3 separate regions of the Mus musculus genome follow, and regions 2 and 3 are each linked to region 1. Evidence: chromatin loops called from intact Hi-C (ENCODE). Cell type or tissue: left cerebral cortex. All regions are shown on one strand.

Evidence for each region. Hi-C counts contacts between places; a loop is a spot of excess contacts. Peaks named below come from ENCODE experiments on the same cell type or tissue, not always from the same donor. Only the 100,000 strongest peaks of a DNase experiment are listed, where the experiment ranks them.
Region 2: a loop joins it to region 1, with 2.2 times the contacts of the local background. A loop is called at or near these places in 7 of 42 quality-filtered maps.
Region 3: it touches region 1 in a loop (2.4-fold over the local background); 2 of 42 quality-filtered maps call a loop at or near these places.

What each region holds. Positions count from the first base shown.
Region 1 is chr6:119,486,808-119,494,807 of GRCm38, reverse strand. All of the region lies in intron 1 of Wnt5b (wingless-type MMTV integration site family, member 5B), which reads left to right. Among named protein-coding and RNA genes, the nearest start is that of Fbxl14, 11 kb to the right of the region's middle. In left cerebral cortex, CTCF peaks have their summits at 3,828 and 4,891 (motif pointing left); DNase peaks (open chromatin) are centred at 4,692 and 4,837.
Region 2 is chr6:119,540,162-119,548,161 of GRCm38, reverse strand. It overlaps Wnt5b (wingless-type MMTV integration site family, member 5B), which reads left to right and starts at 3,815. Exons shown (of 5, transcript NM_009525.3): 1 at 3,815-4,181. Gm52875 reads right to left here. Exons shown (of 2, transcript XM_030255703.1): 2 at 3,815-4,915. The coding sequence starts at 4,614. The coding sequence ends at 3,898. In left cerebral cortex, no CTCF peak of the experiment used is centred here; a DNase peak (open chromatin) is centred at 3,535; H3K4me3 peaks cover 1,364 bases.
Region 3 is chr6:120,293,759-120,301,758 of GRCm38, reverse strand. B4galnt3 (beta-1,4-N-acetyl-galactosaminyl transferase 3) reads left to right here and starts at 6,862. Exons shown (of 20, transcript NM_198884.2): 1 at 6,862-7,368. The coding sequence starts at 7,200. In left cerebral cortex, CTCF peaks have their summits at 400 and 4,966 (motif pointing left); DNase peaks (open chromatin) are centred at 7,206, 7,610, 7,624, 7,769 and 3 more places; H3K4me3 peaks cover 1,363 bases; H3K27ac peaks cover 356 bases.

The sequences.
Region 1 (8,000 bases):
ATGGTTAAGGGCACTGACTGCTCTTCCAGAGGTCCTGAGTTCAATTCCCAGCACCCACATGGTGGCTCACAACCATCTGTAATGGGATCCAATGCCCTCTTCTGGTGTGTCTGAAGACAGCAACAGTGTACTCACATAAATAAGATAACTATATCTTTAAAAAATTGGAATTAAAGCTTTCAGACAGCTCGCTATGCCACAAACTAATGTCCACAAGTTTCCTGTAACGAGGAGTCAGAGCCACATGGACTTTGTGCCTGTTGTCCTTGTTTCATTTCTGTCGCAGTGATAAAATACCCTGACAGAAAGTAACCCAGGGGAGAGAGGCTTTGCTTCAGCTCACAGTCTGTCAGATCAGGGGAATCCGGGCCACAGGAGCTTAGAACTAGTCACCCCGAATCCACAGTCCAAAGCTTACTACGAAGCTCATTTTCTTATGAGTTATGTGACTTTCACTCTCATACAGTCCAGGACCCAAACTTAGGGAATGATGCTGCCTGCAGTGGGCTGGATCTTCACATATCGATTAATGTAATCAAGCAATCCTCACAGACAGATCTGGTCTAGGCAGTCCTTCACTGAGATGCACATCTCGGGTAGTTCTAAATTGTATCAAGTTAGTAGTTAAAGCTACCCATTACACCCTTGAACGCTTCACATTTTTTTGAGGTGGCTCATCTTCATCCAAAAAGTCATAGATATGATTCACTCCTGCAGAAGACAGATGATTCAACAACACTGTCCTAAGTAGGGAGGGGGCTCTGAGAGTCTACTCTCAGCCTAGGCTGTCTTAGTTCAGATTGCTATTGCTGTGATGAAACACCGTGACCAAAGCACCTTGGGGAGGACAAGGGTTATGTGACTTCCACTTCCACATCTCAGTTCATCTTAAAAGGAAGCCAAGACAGCAACCCAAACAGGGCAGAAGTCCGGAGCAGGAGCTGATGCAGAGGCCATGCAGGGGTACTGCTTACTAGCTTGCTCCTCATGGATTGGGCAGCCTGCTTTCTTTTAGAACCCAGGACCACCAGCCCAGGGATGGCCCAACCCACAATGAGCTAGGCCTTCCCTCCAATCAATAATTTTAAAATGCCCTACAAGCTTGCCTACAGTCAGACCTTAAGGGGGCATTTTCTCTATTGAGGTTCCCTCTTTCCTAATGACTACAGCCTATATCACGTTGACATAAACCCAGACAGTACGAGGTGCATGACTGGTATGCACAGGACCCTGAGTTCCAGACCAGCACCCCAATCAGAAACTAATGAGAGGATCTACTTTGATCACGTCTCCTTGTTGTTGAGGAATGGCCTCTACAAACCCCTGACTGTCCTGAAACTTACCTGATAGACCAGCCCATCCTCAAACTCAGGTCAATATGCCTGCCTCTACTCAAGCGCTAGGATACAGGTGTGCCATCACCCGCAGCTGGCCATTTGATACGGATGAGAACAAAAATTCCTTTCCAATCAATTGTTTCGTGTCTGATCAAAGGTTTGGAGAAGGAACTAGAAGTTGCCGCTCAGCTTGACGTTCAGTGTGAATTCCATGCTGGCTTTGAAGCTTCCCAGATGAACTGTGAGATCCTTGATCATTCCAGAGTGGGGTTAGAAATCCGCAATCAGTTTTGCATCCATGGCCCAGAGCTAGGGTTAGTAAGGAGAACAGCTACCTAGGCTGATGGGGAAGGCAGGGACTCAAGGCCAGGCTGGGAGTTGTCACCAATCTGTGATTAATTGTATGCTCGGTGATTTGTGTATAAATGACACCCGCAAAGGCCCTGTGAGATACAGACAAACTCCCTTGGGAGTGCGTGCTCTCAAAGACTGCCGTAAGTAGTGCTTGACATTGCAGATCTTACCCACACATTACCTTGAGATTAAGCGTTGCCGTGGGATGGATATTTGCTCAGTGGTGAGGGATGGTCGGTATGTGTGTGTGAAAGAGGGGAGGGGGTAACAGGCAAGGTGGGAACATGACCTTTTGCCCTCCAAAGCCCCAGTGAGTGCTCCAGACTCTGGCAGTGCCTGGGCACTGGGCAAATCTCCCCTAGGCATACAGGGCAGGGGTTAGAGGTTAATGAATGAGTTCACGCCCCACACTCAGTATCCTGTTTGACAGTGGTTATATACATGAGATCTTAAATGGGGTCAAAACGGGAATTGCAAGTTTTCCCCAAACTCTTTATTTCTGCAACAGTGGTGTTCCGAGGTGGCTGCCCCTCCACAGGGAAAAGGAAGAGTGTGGCTCTGGTCTCTGAGAGACTCAGTATATGTCTGAAGCAGGGCCAAGGGGAGAGCAGGTGGGGGCGGTCCTGGCTGCTTCTATTCTTCTCTAGTAATCCCTTAAAAAATAATTGCAGCCCCAGACCTCCGCCTCCAGCACATTTTCCACTTGATTAGAGGCCTTTGTGGGGTAGGCAGAGGGGCCTGCAGACGTGGACATTATGCTGGACCCTGCAATGTCCAGCTGGGACTTTTTCCATCAAAAGGGGATTTTAGTAAAACCATTATCAGGGGCTTAGAGGACAAAGGCCGATGAGCTGCAAACCAGGGGCAGATTAGTGGTAGCAGCCTGTTTCGGGCCTGTAGAAGGGTGGGAAGGAGCTTGCAGTGACTTGCATGCAAGTGCCTTGATTTCTCTTGCTAGTTCCTGGCAGATGAGGAAGTGGGGTGAGTGTAGCAGCTGGGGCTGGGATGTCACGGATGTGCGAGGTAGGACTAATGTCTGCTTAGGCTTCTGGTTATGTCCACCTCGCCTGGAATTCACTGTGACAGCTCACAGTTCACAAGGAGAAATCAAGAAAGGCCCACGTAGCCAGGGGGTAGTGGCACACACCTTTAATCCCAGAATTTGGGAGGCAGAGGCAGACGAATCTCTGAGTTCAAAACCAGCCTGGTCTACAGAGCAAGTTCCAGGACAGCCAGGGCTAACCAAAGAAAGGAAGGAAGAAAGGAAGGCTGGTGCTGGGTCCCTTTTTAGGGCAGATGGACACTGTTTGAAGGAAGCACTGAGGGATTAGGGAAGGCGGGTGCGGGGGGGTGGGGGTGGGGGGGGGTGGCGGGCAAGAGAACGTTCTGTCTATAGTCTTGCTATTAGGACTGGGGGTTCCTTTGGGTGGACATCTGGGGAAAGTTATCTAAAATATAAGCTTCTGTCTTGTTGGGCTCCCCAGAGCCACACTCCATCTTCATTGAGGAAATGGAATTTCAGGCTGTGGGAGTCAGTTGCCTCCTGGAGGGCCCATGAGGGATCTGACACTGTCTCCCTCCCTGGAAGGCCCTGGCTTCTCCCTGTGTGCATTAAAGCCATGTTGACATTACCTGCTGAATGTAGGCCCTTGGGTACCAACTGCAGGGCTCTGGACAGGACATTTCAGGCCTGAAGTGCTGAGTATTCCTGCCTCAAGTGAAATTCACAGAAAAAACTCTGTTCTTTAAAACCTTCACTAGAGAAAACGTACAGGAGGTGGCGGGAGAGGGAGATGGAGACAGAGAGATGACAACACATAAATATAAAGCCTGAAGGCCAGAAGCGAAGCTGTCGGAGGCTGCACATCAAAGCCCCCCTCCCTCCCTCCCTCCCTCTCCGTGCCCAGGGCTGTGAGGGTCCTGTCATCCAGCGTCCTCGGTCCTCCGAGTCATGTGGGGACCTTTCTCTTGTCTGCAGACTCCCTTCCTGGCATTGTTCTTTCCAAACCCGGCTCCGTTCTATATAGTCACTCAGAGACACATTTCAGCAATGGTTTCCATAACGGGTTTCCATAATCTCCCCTGGGAGATTTCATGATTTTCTAAGAGTCCTCTTGGTAGTTCTGGGAATAGCAATGTTCTTCACACTCAAGCGCAGCGCATACTAGAGGTCTGTCTTATTCATTCTCTTAACAAAACAAAACAAAACAAAACAAAACAAAACAAAACAAGAGCTCTGTATGTTTGAGCTAATAATCGGGGCTCACCCGGCTCACAGGCTGGTAGAAGTCTTCCCTCCTTTGTCCCATGGCAGTAGCAGCTGCCTCAGACCCACGCTCTGATTCTCTGACCTCAGAGACTCTAAGTGTCAAGAGGACAAGAGCCCATCCTCTACGCCCTCAGCCCACCCCTCACTGCAGCATGTGGAATCTGGCCAGGGTGGCCCCGCGGCTCTGAGTGCATGCTTGTCTTCGGCTGCCTTTCTCTCGTCTACGTTCTGCATTTACACCGTGCAAGAAACCTCACATCCTTCTTAGACCCATCAGGGTCTGGCTTCACGGGCCCCTTTAGATTCTACAAAGACGGCTTCATGTGGGCAGTGAATATACTGCATTCCTTTGATAATTAAAGTGAATTAGAACAAAAATGTAAACTCCCAACTCTTTTTCTATTTTTCTTTCACAGTAACAGGATGCTTAGCTCTATCTTCATGCATGATTGTAAAATTTCTCCCCACTTGCCAAACTTGGCAAACGTAGCACTCCAACAGTTTTCGAGAAGGAGCCTTAAGGAATCAGCTGATACTTTCCCCCAGGCCCACCAAAGCAGAGCTGCTAGAACTCAGGGATCCCCATGAAACAGTAACACCCCAGAGACACGGTGCCAGGAGTCACCTCGCTGGTGCTTTAAAATTCAGTCTTGGGCTGTTGAGATGGCTCAGCAGGTAAAGGTGCTTGCTGTCCAGACTGACTCACAGACACATGCATGCCTACACACGTATACATACCAAAGGGTGAAAAAGGAAAAAAATTTAAAAAGCCAGTCTCAGTGTTTGGAGGAAATAATGTTCCAGTTGTCAACTCTTAGATCCTGGCAGAACTCTTGCGAGTGGGGGAAACATCAAGAGAAAGGATTTGTTAGCCTGGAGGGCTGGGTGGTCTCGCAACGCAGCCACCAAATCATAGACAATGCTGCCACCTACTGACAAGATCCAGAAATTGCAGATCTGGTGGGTAAATTCTGTCTTCTGTCTTCACCAAAGAATAAACTGTGTTGTCTACACTTAATTTTACTGCTTTATATTGAGTCCAAAACCATTTTAATTAAGTAAAAGCAAAGGAAACCACGTTTGTCTGTTTTCTGCCTCTAAATTGTTTGGACACAGCTCAATTTCATTAACAGCAGGAGAGGTAAATCCTGTGTACATGTCCTAAAATGAAGGTAAAATGAAGCGTGTCATGGAACAAGATGTTTTCTGTCCTCCCTCCTTTGTGCGGAGATAGGGTCTTATGTTGCCTGGGCTGGCCTTGAACTCTTTATGCCTCCATAAGTTCTGACTGTAGGCAAGCTTGTAGGGCATTTTAAAATTATTGATTGGAGGGAAGGCCTAGCTCATTGTGGGTTGGGCCATCCCTGGGCTGGTGGTCCTGGGTTCTAAAAGAAAGCAGGCTGCCCAATCCATGAGGAGCAAGCTAGTAAGCAGCACCCCTGCATGGCCTCTGCATCAGCTCCTGCTCCAGACTTCTGCCCTGTTTGGGTTGCTGTCTTGACTTCCTTTTAAGATGAACTGAGATGTGGAAGTGGAAGTCACATAACCCTTGTCCTCCCCAAGGTGCTTTGGTCACGGTGTTTCATCACAGCAATAGCAATCTGAACTAAGACAGCCTAGGCTGAGAGTAGACTCTCAGAGCCCCTCCGTATTTGTCAAGTCACCTGTCTTCTGCAGGAGTAAGTCGTCTCTCCATACCTATAATGCCCAAGGGCTTTGTGTACGCTAAAGCAAGCACTAAGTACTCTACTAAGTACTAGTTAGTAATGTGCCTCCACCTTGTGGGAATGTGCCTGTTGCCTGACTTTAATTAAGCATCTTTATTTCTAGAGCAAACAACGATGCTGTTTGCTGCTGAGCCATGTATGGTATCACTGGTAATGGATTTCTCATCTCATTGGTAATGCATTTCTGTAGTTCCTTCTGTGGTTGTTTGTTTTGAGATGGGGTTCCTCTCTGTAACAGACCTGGCTGTCCTGGAACTCACTTTGTTGACCAGCTTGCACTTGAATTCAGAAATCCACCTGCCTCTGCTTCCTGAGTGCTGGGATTAAAGGTGTGTGCCAACACTGCCCTGATGCATTTCTATAATTCTTATTGGGTCTTTGGACAATCAGACTCTTCTATGTATGGAAAAAATGGGCTAACTTCTGTCCCAGGAGGCCACCTGATTCTCTGTCTATTGCCTCTGACATACGGTGGCAGAAGAGGTGTGTCAGGTGGGCTGACCTCAGCAGAGTGGAAAGGCCATTCGCCTTTCTCGTCCAGGCTCTGCAAACCTGACTACCTTCTCTGTTCCCAGCAGTGGCCAGCTGTGAGCCTGGTAAGGCACAGGGATGGAACAGACCGCCCACCTCAACAGTTTGTGTTCCCAAATGAAAGACAGATACACAGTTGAGCTGCCCTCTGGGTCCAGAGCAGTCAAGATAGAATATAGAGTTCAGTAAGTAATAACTCAGGACTATTGGCAGGAGGGGGATTTAACCGTGTAGAGGTTACAAAGTGGCCCAGGCATATTAAAATTAAGGCTGTGTGAGGTGTGTGTGTGTGTGTGTGTTTCTTTCGGGAACATGAAGCATCGAGGCAGGTGGCAAACCCACTGACGGGGTTTATTAATTAAAAAATATTACTACCCTTACCATCTAGCCTTAGCCAGCTATTACTCCACTATGTAGACCAGGCTGGCCTCTAACTCACAGAGATCTGTCTGCCTGCATAAGCACTGGGATTACTGGCGTGTACCACCAGGCCTTGCCCTAGTAGTCTAACTATTGCCGTTCCTCCGTCCCTTATCTATCCGTTCAGTTCCAGCCTCTGTAACTTTTTTCCAGAGTCTAAGAAATATCAGGACTGAGTTTGGCTCCTATTTAGAGACCGAATCTCAGAAAGCCTTGCCCTAGACTGAGAAATGGAAGCAGATGTGTATGCAAATAAGGGTAGTTTGGGAAGAGTTTCCTAAGGAGATGCAATATCACTGACCTTTGTAATACTTTGTGCCATTACCAAATGAGGAAAGCGGTGTTGCCCAAGCCAAGGCTGAATGACCCCATATTGCTTGAGAAATAGTAACTATGTCTTGGACTATTTCCCTACCGTCCAATTCCCATATCCTGGGTCCATGACATGAGCGGCCATTACAGACAGGCAGCATAACATGATTGTTCTTCCCCGAGCAGATAACGCTCACGGGCCTAGTGTCAGTTAGGTGAGCCGTGCACACCGTAATTCCACTCTGTGGAGTTCAAGAGCAGCTGTGGCCATATAATGAGTTTGAGGACAGCCTGGGCTGCATGAGACCCCGTCTTTAAAGAGGTGCTTGATAGTAACAAAAGCGGGCTCTTTACTTTCTGAGGACCATGGAGGGTACAAGGAGACATGAGTGAGGTCAACCTTTCCACCCTTGACGAGGAGAACTAGCCAGAGTTCCTGCAGCTGGACCCTAAGTTATGATGCAGGCAGGTATGCATAGTGTGTTACATGTGTGAGCATTCTTAGTTCCGAGGTTTTCAAAACACAGGCTTCCAGCATTACTACCGGAACTACTGTGGGTCCTGACTCAGGCCTCTGGGGACAGTGAACAACACACCCAAGGCCACTGGCTTCTCTAGCACCTATTCTAGGCTATTTGTGAACCTGAACTTTGATCAGCTTCAGGAAGAACCCTGAACGCGGTGTTCATAAAACATATCGAAGTTTGCACGCTACAGTTCCTATCAAGCAGCAGTGATAACCTAGGGCATTCTGGGGTGGGGGGTGGGGGTGGGGGATGTTAAGGTTTCTCCTCCCAGAATGCTCCAATGCAGGACCTTTCTGAAGGGACTGGAGTCATGTGTGGTTCCAGAAGTAGTTACACATGGGCCACATCTTAGTGTTTATTAAAGTCTGTATCAGCTTCCACTCTGAGGCAGAATTCTCACGTCACCTGCATGGCATCTTATTGACTCTCCAAGTATAAAATTCAAAGCGCCATATCTGCCGGCTATTGGCCAAGCTCTCCAGCACGCCACGCCAGTCCTTCTGATGTCATTGCCCTGAGCTGC
Region 2 (8,000 bases), 53 kb before region 1:
GTTGGAACTGTTATAGACTATGGACTTCGGAAGTTGGATTAAATGTATTTTACATCATAAGATACCCATGAGCCTACTGGCACCCAGAGTATATTGTCCCCAACAGGCTAATGTGTTTCAACATTTGGTTCCTAGCTGGTGTTGCTGTTTGGGAAGGTTGTAAATACCTCAGGAGGTACCTAAGCCCTGCTGGAGGAAGAATACCAGTGGAGAGTAGGCCTTGACTTTTTTTTTTAAAGGATTTATTTATTCTTATATGAAAGCACACTGTAGTTGTCTCCAGAAGCGCCAGAAGAGGGTGTCATATCTCATTACGGGTGGTTGTGAGCCACCATGTGGTTTCTGGGATTTGAACTCAGGACCTTTGGAAGAGCAGTCAGTGCTCTTACCCGCTGAGCCCTCTCACCACCACCACCCCCCTTTTTTAAAGGATTCATGACTTTTTTTTGTTAAGACTGATTTTTTATTTTATGTGTGTGAGTATTTTGCCTGTATGTGCATTGCATATGTGACTGATGCCTGCAGAGGCCTAAAGAGGATGTTGGATCCCCTGGAACTGGAATTAGGGGTGCTTGTAAGCAGCCATGTGGGTGCTAGAAACCGAACCCAGGTATCCTTTGCAAGTACTCTCAAGAAAGGAGCCATTTCTGCAGCTCCATCCTTGACTCTCAATAGCTCAGCCCCACGTCCTGTTCTGTCTCTGTTTTTGAACTGCTGTTGGAGTGTGATAGCAGACTTCTCCAACATGGCGGGCAGAAAGTCCTCTGGAAGCGTGAGCCCAAATGAACTTCCCTCTCTCAAGCTGTTTTCGTCAGGGTGTTTTATCAACAGAAGAGGAACTAAGACACAGACCCTGCTGGAAGGTATGTAAGTGGACTCCCCCTTAACCAACAGTCCCCAAAGTGTCCCAGCTATTGTGAGTCTGGGTAGTCCATGGTGGATATTGGGTGGATATTGGGTCAGATTCACTACTTTTGAAAGCTCTTATTCTTAGAAATAACTCGAGCTTCTGTGTTATACTCAGAGAACCAGCAGAAGACAAATGCTTTATACCAAGCGCACTGCGGGTCAGGGACTGAAGGACAGCTGTCAGGCTGAAAGTCGTCAGCTTTACCTCATGGTCTTGTTCTAGGTTTTGCAGGTTCAGTCCACCCCCTCCCTCCCGGAAGGGAACACTTTCTGTGTATCCAAAACAAACGCTTTGCAATGGTCCCTGTGAGCAGCCTTGGTTGGCCTAGAGGATTACCACCTGAAGGTGTTCTGCATAGAGAACCAGCTGTCCAAAGATCTCCCCCATGGCCTTGGGTCTGGCAACAGCTGACCTAAGGATAGGCCAAAGAGAAAGCCCCAAGAGTCAAGGGGTCCCCCTTTCCTCTTTAGTTGTTATGGCTTAGAAGAGACCTCCAAGTATGGGTGCTGGCCTGTGCGTTCTGAAGACAGTCCCTTCAGTAATCAGAGCTGAGGTCACTGAAATTCCTGTAGGACCAACTATTTTTTCCTAGTTTTCCCAGGCTTGCCTTCCTTTCCCTCCCATCTGCCCACTCTCTCCCCTTCTCTCCTTCCCTTCATTTATGTATTTATTTATGTATCTACTTATTTATTTTGGTTTTTCAAAATAGGTTTCTCTGTGTAGCCCTGGCTATCCTGGAACTCATCCTATAGACCAGTCTGCTCCCAAACTCATAGAAATCTGCCTGCCTCTGCCTCTGAGTGTTGGGATTAAAGGCATGCACCACCAAAGCCCAGCTGTTGTTGATGCTTCCTCTTCCTTCTCTTCCTCCCCCTCTTTCTCCTCTTCTCCTTCCTCCTCCTCTCCTTCCTGCTCCTCTTCCTCCTCCTCCTTTTCCTCCTCCTCCTCCTCCTCCTTTTGATGTAGGACCTCACTGTGTAGTCCATGCCGATGACAAACTTCTTGTCCTTCCTTCTTTTTCTTTATTATTTTATATTATTATTTGGTTGTTTTGAGACAGGGTCTCACTCTGTAGTGCGTCTGGTCATCATGGCAAGGCTGGAGGTGGCTGGCTACATTACATCTGTGGTCAAGAAGTGGACAGCGATAGATACTCATGTCCAACTGGCTATCTCCTACTCATTCCATCATTTAGTGGGCATCTTTCCCCTCAACTAACCAGCCTAGAAAAATCATCCAAAGACATGCCCAGAAATTTGTCTCCAAGGCAATACTAGATCCTGCCAGATTGCCAATCAATCTAAAGCAGACCTTCTTGCCAGCCTCTGGAGCACAGGTTCTGTATAGACCTCGCTAGCTCACGGCCCAGGCTATGCAGCCTGCTCATGATATGCATCTTAGCTGAGCAAGGGCTTCCCACAGGGCCACTATCTGATGTATCTTGGACAAAGGAGGGAAGGAGGGATGTGCTGGCTGCTGGCTGAGTTGCTTCTCTCACGCTGTCAGCGAGGGGCAGGCAGAGCAAAATGACCCTGGGCGAGCATGAGCATTCTAGGGGTCCACCTCCCCACATCCTGTTTCTCTAGACTTTAAACTTCCGGATGGTGAGAGCTCACGGATTGAACCCCAGGCAGCATTCAGGTTTTGTTCCCAGGTGGCCTTCTGGAGTGATTACAACCTCCAGGTTTTCCCTGAAACTTCCACAAAGCCAGAAGCCCAGAACGAATGATTCACTAGAGGGAAATACTGGAGCCAATTATAAACTGACAAAGCCAACTCAGAGATTTTGTGCTTGTTTTAGATGGCTCTCCCCTTGTCCCATGTGTCCCCAAGGATAAAGCCCTTGAACTGGACTCCCTGAGAGGGCAGGGTCCTATAATTATCATAAGGCATTGATTTACTGGCTGGACCAGATCTTGTAAACCACGCTCACTTCCAAGTGAGAAAAGTCCCGGAGTACCTGGGCTGCTGCCACCCCAATTCCAAGAGCCTTTCTTTCCAATTAAGGGATCATTTGATGAAAATATCCCTTAACTCTTCCTATTGTGACCCCTGAGAACAACAGCTCCTTACACCTCCTCAGTGTGATGAGTTCCTTGTCTTTTTAATGCCCAGAAGGGGGATTCTGTCCCCTTCTTTGGTTTCTAGGTCAAAAGTACAGTGTCTTTGATTATTACTGCTGGTTCCTTCCCCTCACCGAACTGAATTTCGAGGGAATTTCTTTAGCAGGGTGACAAACTCACAACCTGCAGAATGGATTCAGATCATGTGCTCGTGGTGGGCACCATGTAACCAGGATCTGGAACAGGGTTCTGCCACCAGCTGGAGGCCTGGACTCCCCAAAGCCTCTTCTAATTCCTTTCACCTTTTCCGGTTCCTTGGGCAGCTCACTGTGGTGTTCTGTGAGGAAACAGACTAACAGACTATAGGAACCGCCATAAAAGTGTTTAAATTCTGCCCTGAGCTAAGGCCAAACACTGGCCTCTAGTGACCTTTGCAGGCTACTAACGGTAGGGTCCTTTTATGTGCCTCATGTTTATCCGGAGACTAACTGGGCCCTAAGTCCTGACAGAAGCCTTTCCCGCTAGAACAATCCAGGCATCAGAGTCCCAGTCTGAGACCTGCCTGTGTGGGTCCGGACCGGGGTTTGCAGAGTGGAAATAGCTCCCGGGTCGCTTCGCAGCTCCGGACTCCAAAGGGTGTCACCAAAAGGTGAGTCACGCGTCCGCGCTCCACGTCCACGCGCGGTTGCAGTGCTCTGTCCCCGCAGAGTCTGCGGGACAGTGGGCGCGGAGGGGCGCGGAAGGCAGGTGCGGGGGCCGGTCCGGCTCCGGGGAGGAGCCCTCCGGAGCTGGGCGTCGCGCGCGGCCGCGGGCTGCGGGGGGCGGGGAGGCGGCGCGGGGCGGGGCGGGGCGCAGGCGGCGGAGCCCCGGGATCGCGCGCCCCGCGCCGGCGCTGCACTCGAGCCGTGGCCGCCAACGGTGCCGCTAAGTCGGGGCCGAAACTTCTCGGGGTCCCGCGCTCCAGGCCGGTGGCGCTAGCGGCGCCTGAAGGGACGGTGGGGACAACGCGTCTCCCCGGACCCCGAGACCGCGCAGCCTGCGGCCGAGTCGGAGCTCCGGGCGCCCAGCGCCCATCAGGGCGGACCGGGCACTCCGGGCGGGCAGGCTCCGGCCGCGGATGAGGAGTGCGGGGCGGCTGCGCGAGCGGCCCGCGCGCTGAGCCGAGGCTGCCCCGTCCCGTGGACGACCCGACGCCGCAGCCCCCGCAGGTAAGCTCGGGAGTCGGCCCCGCGCCGGCCGAGGGCGCTGTGTGGCCAGGTGGCGGGAAAGGGGCGCGCGGCGACGGGCTCCGCGGGCCGTTGCGAACAAAGCTGGGGCCGCGCGCGGGTGCCTGGCGCGGGCAGGTGGGGCGCGAGCGTCCAGGGGCTCTGCGCTCGTACGGCGCCTGGCCCGGAGCGGGACTGGCCCCCGGGGCGCTGCGCGTCGCCTCCGCGAAGCGGGGAACCCGGAGCTGCTCCGCTTTTCCTGGCTCGCCGGGGCCCAGCTGCAGTTTTGCGCGCGACGAACGGCGCGGAGTGTCTCCGACAGGTACTGCGAAGGGATGACTTTAGCCCAAGTTCCTGTCCCAGGCCACCGCGGGTCACACACTGGAGACGTGGTGCTGTCTGGTTCTCGACTGCTCCTCTGCATCTCTCTGTCCATCCTCGCGGGGCGCCTCAGAGGGTATCTGGCCCAACACTCTGGTCAGACCCAACTTTCTTGGGTATTTGCATCCTCACAAGTCATTGTTGAACACTGCTCACTTTGCTTCTAGAACGATCGGTTCTGTTTTGCAGGCAGAGAAACTGAAGTGGCTCAAGCCCAGGGTGAGTTGCACAGTGAATCGATGGAGGAGGAAACGTTTGTCCCCATAACCAAGGTCCCTTTTCAATGCTTTTGCACTGCCAGGCCACGTTGGCAAAGCTTTCAGCAGCTGCCACCTTGAGCAGTTTCAGCCTGGTACCTGGAAGAAAAAAAGACCCAGGGTCAAGTTAGCAGTCTCCTCAACTACTCAGGCCACCTCAGAGAAAGGCTCCCATTTGCCAGAACTTTGGTGTTCTGGCTGTCAATATAGGAACAGAGATAGCAAGCAAGCAGGGGCTCACTCCTTGCCAGAGATCAGCACTTAGGCAGGTCCATGTGGACATATTAGGGTTTCTCTTTTGTGACTGGCCAGACAGCACAGGCCCGAGTAGTAGGTACACTCCCAGAAAGCTGGACCATCTTCCCCTGAGCCACTGTTCCTGCGTGGATTCATTCCGGAGGAGAGCCTGCCTATTTATCAAAGATGAGGCCCTGATCTCAGGCCCAGGCTGGAGATGGCCCTGATCTCAGGTCCAGCAGCCACAGGCCTGACCTAGTAAAAACCCCACCTTGGTGCAAGGCTGGGTGGGGAAGGCTGCAGGATGGTTTCCTTTTATTTCAAAATAGTATCACATCTCTCTTTGACACATGATTGGTAGCTATAACTAGCAAGGAGGAGGGGCAAAAAACAATGCCCAGAGACACTGGGGGCCAGTGTCCTGAGGAGGAAGGCAGCGTTGTGTCTTCATAAGATGTTGAAGGGCAGGTGCCCAAGAAGGGAATTGTACGGGAAGCCAGGGCTCCTAACCAACAAGCGCAGGTGGCAGACACCATGAGCGGCTGTGACAGACATCGTCTTTGAGCTTTTTGTTGTTGTTTCACATCGTTTCCTAGTGTGATCACTCTGTAGACCAGACTAACCTCAAACTCAGAGATCCGCCTGCCTCTGCCTCCCGAGTGCTGGGATTAGAGTGCGCCACCACACCCAACCCTCTTTACCTTTGTTGCCCCTCCACGCTTCTTTCCTTAAAGACTGCGGGAGGACCTGTGACACAGTGGACACAGTGTGGCGATCTCCTTGCCAAAGGAGCTCATCCAGGCTTGGAAGAGCTGGCCCGTTCCCATCTGTGGAACTCCTGCTTTCCTAGGCTTCTATACTCTGAGTATTTAGGTGTGTGAGAGATGGTGTTTTCTTAAGGTGTCTTGAACCTCCTACCTCTACAGTCCGGATGTAATTGTGCCACCTTGCAGAGCATCTTATTGGTCGGAAATGATCCTTTCCTTAGTTTTCTGTCTAGAAAGCATAAAAGTTTAAGGGTCAGGCTAGAATGTAGCTCAGTGGTTGGAGTGTGTGGTTACTGTGTGTTTCAGGCCCTGGGTGCCATCCCAGGTGTGTAGGCAGGGGCGCGCACACACATTGCGCACATACACAATATTTCCGAAATTGCTGGGAGACATATACTGTGAAAGGAAAAAAAAATCTTGGGTTGCTCTCCTCCTCTGTATTTTACCCTTCTCTTAGCCCTAGTGGCAACTGAAAGACTTTGTTTGTTTGCGATGCCCAGGCTGGAACTCTGGGCATTGAGCTTGCCAGTCAGTAATCAGTGTCTGAGCTCATTCCTAGCCCAAACAGGGTTTTAAAAAAGAATTTTGTTGTTTGTTCTTGTTGAAAGGGGCAGAGGCCAGGCTGGTGTGTTCTGACTCTCACTTCTAAGATGGCTCTGGATTGCTGTATTCCGGCGTCTGTAGTGTGGCGGGAGCAGTCTGCGATTCTGAGTTTGCTCCCCCCCTCCCCCCTCCCCGATCCTCTCCACATCACTATCGTCGACTCCTTAATCTCCTCAGCATCCACCAGACCCACAGCTCGTGTAGTCCTCAGGGCTTCCGTTGTGATGTACCAAGGAGTGGTTGTAATTCAAGCCTCTCTAACTTGGGTCGGCAGGAGATCTGACAAATCCCCGTGTGGGGAGAGAGCTGGGAGCCTCATATCCAGGCATCCAGGCTGGTTTCTGTTCAGCATTTTCAGACTGTATCTGGGAGTTCAGGGAATCCAGGGTTTAGAGATGATAATGGGTACGAGGGCCTGAACCTCTCTCGGAGACACACCTGCGTGCTTCTCCTAGCTTCATGTTGGTGGAGTCCCAGAAATGGACCTGCTGAGGTGGATTCAGTTCTGTCTGGGCCTTTTCCTTCAGCAAGAGCCACCAAGGTGCCAGAGGGCAGGTGACTGCCCTGCTTTTCCCAAGCCGACCGCCGCCACCCCTGGGCGCCTGTTTACCTGGCTAAATTTAAACCTCTGCCTTCTGAATCCCAGCCTGACCCCCTGGCTCTCCGTCTGCTGTGACCACTGGCTGACTGCTGTGGCCGTGTTTCCTGACTTCGTCCCTGTGGTTACAGTTGGGTCTTTTTGTGCCATGTGAGTCTTCTTTCAGACTTTCTAAAGTTGGTCTCTGTCCTCCCTGCTTTCCCACCCCTGTGGCTTTCTTCTCAGCTCTTCCCTGCCGCCTGATTTGGAGCCTGGGTTGGTACGGGTGGGGGCCTTGTCTTGACATCTTTCCAAACGCCAAGCACGAAGGTTTCAGGAAATCTCCTCAGGGGCGGCTGCTGTAAGCCCTCAGGGGGCACTGACTCTCAGGTTCTGGGGTCCCCTCACTCAGTATGCTGCTGGCAGCACTGCCACCACTAAAGGATGCTAAAGAGGTGGATTTTTTTTTCTTCTGAAATTGGCAACTCCAGATTCCAATCCCAAATCCCCAAAACTCATCTGTCCCAAGTGGTCTGTTTTTGTGTCCTGGTTTTCCCTTGGATTTTTGTCCTCATTTCTGTTTCGGAGGTGGGATGTGTGTATACCTCTCTTCTCTGTCACTTAGTGTAAATCAGGTTGTCTCAAAGTCCCCTTCAGTTCTGAGCCCTGTTCCTCTACAGTTTGCCCTTGTAGTTTGTGGAAGTCATTGGGCTGTGCCTCAGGCCTAGATGGGAGGCACGCCAGTGGAAGTTCAGATGTGTGTCCCCTGGAGGAGAGGGAGGGTGTTGAGAGGAGGGCCTGAGCCTTGTCCTTTCTCAGTCTTTCTTTCTTTCTTTCTTTCTTTCTTTCTTTCTTTCTTTCTTTCTTTCTTTCTTTCTTTCTTTCTTTCTTCCTCTCTCTCTCTCTCTCTCTCTTTCTTTCTTCCTTTTTAATTAGATATTTTCTTTATTTACATGTCAAATGTTATCCCCTTTCCTAGTTTCCCCTCCGAAAATCCCCT
Region 3 (8,000 bases), 810 kb before region 1:
CCAGCAAGGTCTATAGAGCAAGTTCCAGGGCAGCCAAAGCTACACAAAGAAACCCTGTCTTGGAAAAAACAATGAGAGAGAGAGAGAGAGAGAGAGAGAGAGAGAGAGAGAGAGAGAGAGAGAGGGGAAGAGAGAGAGAGAGAGGAAGAAGAAGAAGGAGGAGGAGGAGGAGGAGGAGGAGGAGGGGAGAGGAGAGGAGAGGAGAGGAGAGGAGAGGAGAGGAGAGGAGAGGAGAGGAGAGGAGAGGAGAGGAGAGGAGAGGAGAGGAGAGGAGAGAGGAGAAAAAAGAGAAGAGAAACAAAACTCTCAAAAGAATAGGGACAGGAACACTAGAGGCCCAGCACCCAACAGCCTATTCTGAAAATGCTGGGAACATCCTCAGAGATGCAGAAGGTGGTGCCAGAGAGCTGAAATGTGCAGAAGAGCTGCTTCTTGGGTCCTTGGTCTGTGCCGCTCCCTGAGAGTGCAAACTCCTGTGTATGTGCAAATTTACAAGAACCACGCCAAGTCCTCATTGGTGGCCGGTGACCCCAGAGAGGAGTGTTGAACCCCAGAGCGGGTAGACATGAACTGAGCACCGGCAAGATTCTGCTTAGAGTAACGACTTGCCACATCTTACTTTTTAACTTCAGGATTCTCTGCCATCTCTAGTATCTATCAGATGGCAGGATGTAAACAGGAGAGTGTCTTTCTGAAGGAAGGTAAGTCTTTCAAGTAGGGTTTAGAACTCCTACTCGGCAGCCATGCACAGATGCCAGGATGAAACCCAGGGCTTCAGGCATCTAGGTACGCGTTCACACTGAGAGTTACCTGCAGCTCCTGGAGTGGGATTAATGACCAAGAAACAGGAAGAGATCCAAGGGAAGCTCATTTGACTCTTGTTTCAGCAACAACTAAATAGAATCCAGGAAGTTTTTTGTTTTTTTGTTTTTTTTTTTCTTGCCCTAGGTGATAAGATAAACTTTCAACTGTAGTAACAATAAATAATAAAATAAAATAAAAATGAAGAGAAATCAAAATGACTTTTCTGGGAGCCGGAGAGATGGCTCAGCGGTTAAGAGCACTGACTGCTCTTCCAGAGGTCCTGAGTTCAATTCCCAGCAACCACACATGGTGGCTCACAACCATCTGTAATGGGGTCCAATGCCCACTTCTGGTGTGTCTGAAGGCAGCAACAGTATATATATGACAAATAAATAAAATCTTAAAAAAAAAAAACCAAAACAACAACTTGGTTTCAATACCCTAAAAAGATGGGGGGAGGGGAAAGGAGAGTGGGAGGGAGAGGACAGGAGGAGGAGGAAGAAGAGTGCTTTTTCCTATGGGCTTCCTAGCAACAAAGCAAACTTCAGAGGAGAAAAATAATTGATATTATTCTGTTGAAAAGCCTGAGCAAATAAAGCTGTAGCTCTCTCCCCCACCCCCCATAAATGTGCTGGGGCATCCCTTACACTGATAGAAGGCAGAGAGAGGCTGTAATGATTTGGAGGCAGGAGCTGGGATACGGCTCAGTGGCCAGGATGCTCTCCTAGCAGCCATGAAGCTCCAAGAAGCACATAGAACGGCCATGGTGGCATAATTGGGTCAGACTTGGTCAACTGAAAGAGAAAATGTGGGCATGTAGCTCAATGGTAAAATGCTTGTTATGTGTAAGGCTCTGAGTTCGATCTGTGGTGTGCATGCAAAGCCACCAATGGCCGAGTCAAGAAGCTCTTCAGCCAGCCTGTTACATAGAAAACCCTATCTCAAAACACAAAGCATAAACTGGGCACAGTGATACACACCTGTAATCTCAGTACTTGTGAGGCGGAGGCAGATCAAACGGTCAAGGCCATCCTGTTGTAGAAGGGAGTCTGGGGACAGTTTGGGCTATGTGAAATCCTGTCTAAGAAATAATGCGTGTATAAGGTACAGTGTTGCTTTGAACTGAAAGGGGAAGTATGTCCCAGCAATGGGCTGCCTAGTGAAAACTTCAAAGCACATACTTCTGCTCCCTGAATACTGTGCCAAAAACTGGGGCAGGGGTTATGATAAAGTCATGGTCTCTTAGTATGTGAATTCCAGAGGAGTTTCCCTAGCCCATACACTTTATTTTAACCCAAGCATAAGATTATCATCCCTTCTCCCTTTCTTTTGTTCTTATTGTTTTTAGTATGTACTTATGTACTTGTTGTTTTAAAGATTTATTTATTTACTCCGGCGGTGGTGGCGCTCGCCTTTAATCCCAGTTGGAGGCCAGCCTGGTCTACAAAGTGAGTTCCAGGATAGCCAGGGCTATATAGAGAAACCCTGTCTCAAAAAAACAAACAAGTATTTATTTATTTATTTATTTATTTATTTATTTATTTAATGTATGTGAGTACATTGTCACTGTCTTCAGACACACCAGAAGAGGGCATCGGATCCCATTACAGATGGTTGTGAGCCACCATGTAGTGGCTGGGAATTGAACTCAGGACCTCCAATAGAGCAGCCAGTGCTCTTAACCACTGAGCCATCTCTCCAGCCCTGTTGTTTGTTTGTTTTGGGGGGGTTTGTTTGTTTGTTTGTTTTTTCGAGACAGGGTTTCTCTGTGTAGCCCTGGCTGTCCTGGAACTCACTTTGTAGAGCAGGCTGGCCTCGAACTCAGAAATCTGCCTGCCTCTGACTCCAGAGTGCTGGGATTAAAGGCGTGCGCCACCACGCCCAGCCCATTGTTTGTTTTTAAGACAGGGTCTCACTATGTAGTCCTGGATGGTTTGGAACTCACTAAGTAGATTAGGTTGGCTTTGAACTCACAGAGTTCTGCCTGTCTCTGCCTCCAGAGAGTTAAGATTAAAAGCAAAACTGCCCATCATGCTCAAACATCCTTTTTTTTTTTCTTTACGGTTTAATCTTGAACTTTATTTTTAGCGTTGGGGATTGAATTGTGGGTCCTATGGCTAATACATGCTAGGCAAATCTCCAGTTTTTTCATCATTTAAAAAAAAAGAGAGAGAGAGAGGCTGGAGAGATGGCTCAGAGGTTAAGAGGACTGACTGCTTTTCCGGAGGTCCTGAGTTCAATTCCCAGCAACCACATGGTGGCTCACAACCATCAATAATGAGATCTGACCTCCTCTTCTGGAGTGTCTGAAGATAGCTACAGTGTACTTACATATATAATAAATACATTAAAAAAAAAAGAGTTAGGGTATTGCTAAGTTTGCTGAGGCTGCCTTTGAACTCAGTCTGTAGTCCAGACAGGTCTTGAACTTGAGATTCTCCTGTTGTAGCTTCCTTCCTATCTGGTGTCTGCACCGTTAGCCTTGTTAATCCTGCACATATTCCTCCATGGACATGGTAAGTAGCCATCACTTTTCCTGCCTAGTATGACAAACTGTGTAAGGTCACAGACACAGGGCTTTGGCAGAGCTCCTGCTTTTTACTTCTTCATCCAGATGGAAGGGCCTGACCATACTGGAAAGGAAGAGAAGTGGACAAGGAGGGTCCAGTTCTGGTGCTGTGATGTGCATGTATAGTGCCAGCTAGTGGGGAGGCTAGGCAGGCGGATCATTTGAGTCCAGCCTGACATACTGAAACCCTGCTGCAAACAGTAACCACAAGAGCAATCAATTCAGTAAGGGTTCTGCCTGTTCCTGGGAACGACTCCAGAGAAGCAAACTCTGCAGAATTATTCGTAGATAACGGATTCAGGGAAACACGGATGGAAATCAAGATGTCCTCACTAGATGACTGACAGGTGGTACTGATGAGCGAGGCCAGGGAGAGAAAGGATGAGAAGCAGAACGTGTCTGGATGAGTTGCAGATGTGCTGCTGCGAGAGTGCTCAGAGTTTCCAGGGTGAATTTGTTTCTCCAGGGGAACGTCCAGGAAAGCAGCATGTGCCGAGGAGGGGAAGGCAATGGACCTCAGGGCTCGGGATGCGGCTCAGGGCAAAGCACTTGCAAAGTCCTGGGTTCTGCTCATGGATTACCTATACAACATTTAATATTTAATATTTCTGAGCCCATTTCTTTTATCTGCAAAATGAATCAGTGAACCCTACCGCTTCTGTATAAATGACTCGTGCGAGTTGAGAACAAAAATCAAGCTTTGCCAAGATGAATAGCAAAATTGCTTGCTTACTTACTTACTTATTTTGGGTGATGGGGACTTGAGACAGGCTCTTTTATATAGCCCAGGCTGGCTTCAAATTCACTACGTAGCCTAGGATGACTTTAAATTTCTGGTTCTCCAGCTGGGCGGTGGTGGCGCATGCCTTTAATCCCAGCACTTGGGAGGCAGAGGCAGGTGGATTTCTCAGTTCGAGGCCAGCCTGGTCTAAAGAGTGAGTTCCAGGACAGCCAGTACTACACAGAGAAACCCTGTCTCAAAAAAACAAAAACAAAAACAAACAAAACAATTTCTGGTCCTCTTGCCTTCATTCCTGGAGTGCTGGAGTTACAGGTGAGTTGTGTGGTCCTGGGGTCTGAACCTAAGCCTTTGTGAAGGATAGGTTAGCATTCTACCAACAGAGCTACAACTCTAGCCTGGTGCTTAGTGTTTCTCCATGTAGTAGAATAATAATTGTTCTTCAGGGGCTGGAGAGATGGCTCTGTGGTTAAGAGTACTGGTTGTTCTTCCAGGGCACCTCAGTTTAATTCCTAGCATCTGCATGGTGGATAACAACTGTCTGTAATTCCATATTGCTCTCTTCTGACCTCTGAGGTACACACAGGGTATATATACATGCAGACAAAAACTTTCATATACATAAAGTAAAATAAGTCTAAAAGATGTCTATTTTTAAAAGTATTGTTCTGCGTAGAACATTGCTGCTCTATGCACCTTTTTATTCCTTTTTAAAAGAATTAATGTTTTAGGGCTGGAGAGATGGCTCAGAGGTTAAGAGCCCTGGATGCTTTTCCAGAGATCCTGGGTTCAATTCCCAGCAACCACATGGTGGCTCACAACCATCTATAATGAAATCTGGTGCCCTCTTCTGGCAAGCAGGCATACATGCAGGCAGACTACTGTCTGCATAATAAATAAATAGATCTTTTTTTTTAAAAATTACTTTTTTAGAGTTTAGTATACCAAATGTTGAGTTTTCTTTTTCTTTTTTTTAAAGATTTATTCATTATTATACGTAAGTACACTGTAGCTGTCTTTAGACACCCCAGAAGAGGGTGTCAGATCTCATTATGGATGGTTGTGAGCCACCATGTGGTTGCTGGGATTTGAACTCAGAACCTTTGGATGAGCAGTCAGTGCTCGTAACAGCTGAGCCATCTCTCCAGTTCCCGAGTTTTCTTATGGTAGTTTTACACACATGCGCATGCATGCGCACACTCACACACTTCATTATGTTCTTGTTCAGCCCTCTCCCACACAGCCTTTTCATCACTTCTTACCCCTCTGTTACTGACTGCCTTCCTCCCTCAGGTTCCTTCTGTTATCATGTAATGTGTATTCTATCAGTCTCTTTCCCCTCTTCCTCTTCTCTTAAGGATTTTTTTGAGATGGGGGCGCGTATACATGCGGCTGCACTCACCTACACTGGAAATCAAAACCAAGGCTTTGTGTATGCTAAACATTTCTCCTACAATTGGTATGTACGCCAGATCACTCTTCTCTTCTGCAGTCTCTACCCCTAGATTTCTTTTGTCTCTGTGCTGACCTTGGCTGACTTTAAAAAGCTTGCCTTGACCTTTCTTTCAAAGCTTCTATAATCATAAAAGAAGACCTTTTATGTGGCATGAGAGTTGGGAGAAAAGAAGAGACTCGGAAGGAAATAGCGCGAATCCACCTGTGGTACGGGCAGCTTAAGGAAGATGTGCCTCTCCTTTTCATTTTTTCTTTCTTTTTAAAATATTTTATTTCTCAAATGTACATGTGTGCCTCTTTGTGTGGGTATATTCATGTGAGTGGAGGCTGGAGCAGAAGCTAGAAGAGGAAGTTGGAATTAATGGGTTTGGGGAACCCACCTCAGGCCCTGAAGAAGAGCATCATACACTCTTTTCTCTTTTCTTTTTTTGAGATTTATTTGTTTATGCGTACGTACACTGTAACTGTCTTCAGACGCACCAGAAGAGGGCATCAGATCCCATTACAGATGGCTGAGGGCCACCATGTGGTTGCTGGGAATTGAACTCAGGACCCCTGGAAGATGCTTAATCACTGAGCCATCTCATCTCTCCAGACCCAGACCATGCACTCTTAATAGATGAGCCATCTCTACAGTTCTGCCAGACCCCCTTTCCATTTCCCTAGTTCTTTCATGGTTCTGGGATGGAACCCAGGGCCTCCTGAATGCTAAGCATTTGGTCTGCTCTTGAGTGGCCCCTCCATTTTTTTTTTTTTTTTAATCTCCAACAATCTTTCACCCAAAACACCTAAAACTGGAGAAACTCCTTGTAAAGGCTCCCCTGGTGCCTTTCAGTTGTAGTTGCGCCAGGGAAAAAACGGTATTCAAATTTGACTTGGAAGACAGTTAAGATTGAATGAAGTGTCAGTTAATTGTGACTAGGGTCTTTCTAGGTAGAGAAAGGTCCTGAGGCCAAAGTCACAGAGGTCACTTAAAAAAAATGTGTCTCAGCCCCACAGCAAGCTTCGAAAGAGCGCCTTCGAATATCTTGACGGTGACTGGGTTTTCTTGGTTCACAGAGTCCATGTCTTAGCTCGCATCTTCTTTCAGTCCCATATCCCTCATCATCACCCCACACACCCTCCCACATAACTCCAAGCCGGTGAGTACGCCAGGGACCAGCTCTCTCTGGCCCCACCTCTCCCCTTCCCTCATTCTCTAGGGGGCGGGGCCCACCTGCGCCTGGGGGCGGGGCCAAGGCGTGGGCGGGACAGGTAGGGAGTAAGGTAATGCTCGGAGCTGAGAGAAAGCGCCCTAACTGCAGCAAGCAAGCGCAGGGGCCGGAGGGCAACTAGGAGAGCCTCCTGGGCAGAGCGCTGGAGTGAGAAAGAAGAGAGGGAGGGAGGTGGCGGGCCTGCGACGAGGAGAGGCGTGGAGCGGACACTTGGGGAGGAGGAGCCCGGCTCCGCGGCCGGAGAACGACCTGCGAGGCACCCGCGCAGCCCAGGATCACCCCAACGCGTCGAGCATGAGCAGTCGGCCCGCTGGAGAGCGACCCGGGGAGACTGGCTGTGCGCCGCGCTGAGCGGCGGAGCCGGGCCGGAACGACGGGTGGGTAGCGGGTGCTGGAGCGGCAGGCTGGGCGAAGCGCCATGGGGAGCCCCCGCGCCGCGTTGCTGATGCTGCTCCTGCGCCCGATCAAGCTGCTGAGGAGGCGCTTCCGGCTGCTGCTGCTGCTCGCCGTAGTATCGGTGGGACTCTGGACTCTGTATCTGGAGCTGGTGGCGTCGGCCCAGGCCGGCGGGAACCCCCTGAACCACAGTAAGTAGCGCCGGGGGGCGAGGAGGTGGCGGAGGTGGGCGGGCGCTCCGGGCGGGGACCCGCCTCTCCGAGCTGATTCCAGGTGCCGGCGCCGCCCCGCGCTTTCCTGGGGACCTGGGCTTGTCGAGGCCACTGTGGGTCGCTGATCCTGGCCTGCCCACTCAGGACAGAGTGGAGCCGGGACGCTCTCAGGACATCCGGAGCGCTGGTGGAGGATTGGGGCGCCTTCCACCGTGCGGGAGCCACAGCCTCGCGGGACAGAGCTGTTTGCGAGCGCGGGCTCTGGGGCTGCGGCGCACTCGGCCACACGCTGCGATCAGAGCCTCCCCAACTTTGCCCTCGGCTTGCTGGAGTGGTTGGCTCGCTGTTTCCCCTCCAGCCGAGCTTTCGGGGGTTCCTTTTCAAAAAGCACCTCCGAGAGAGACGCCTGGCCTTCCCGCCTTGCGTGCGCCTCTTTTTCCAAGAGTCCCACCTCCTGAATGCGTGGTTCTCTGCTGGTCCAGACTGCCTCCTCCAGTGTTTTCACACTCTCCGCAATACCCACAGATCTAACAAACTCCCCAGACCCCGCCCAAGGCGACCCTGCCATGAGTAAATTCCTACTTGTATTTTTATTTCATCAAAGCACTCAA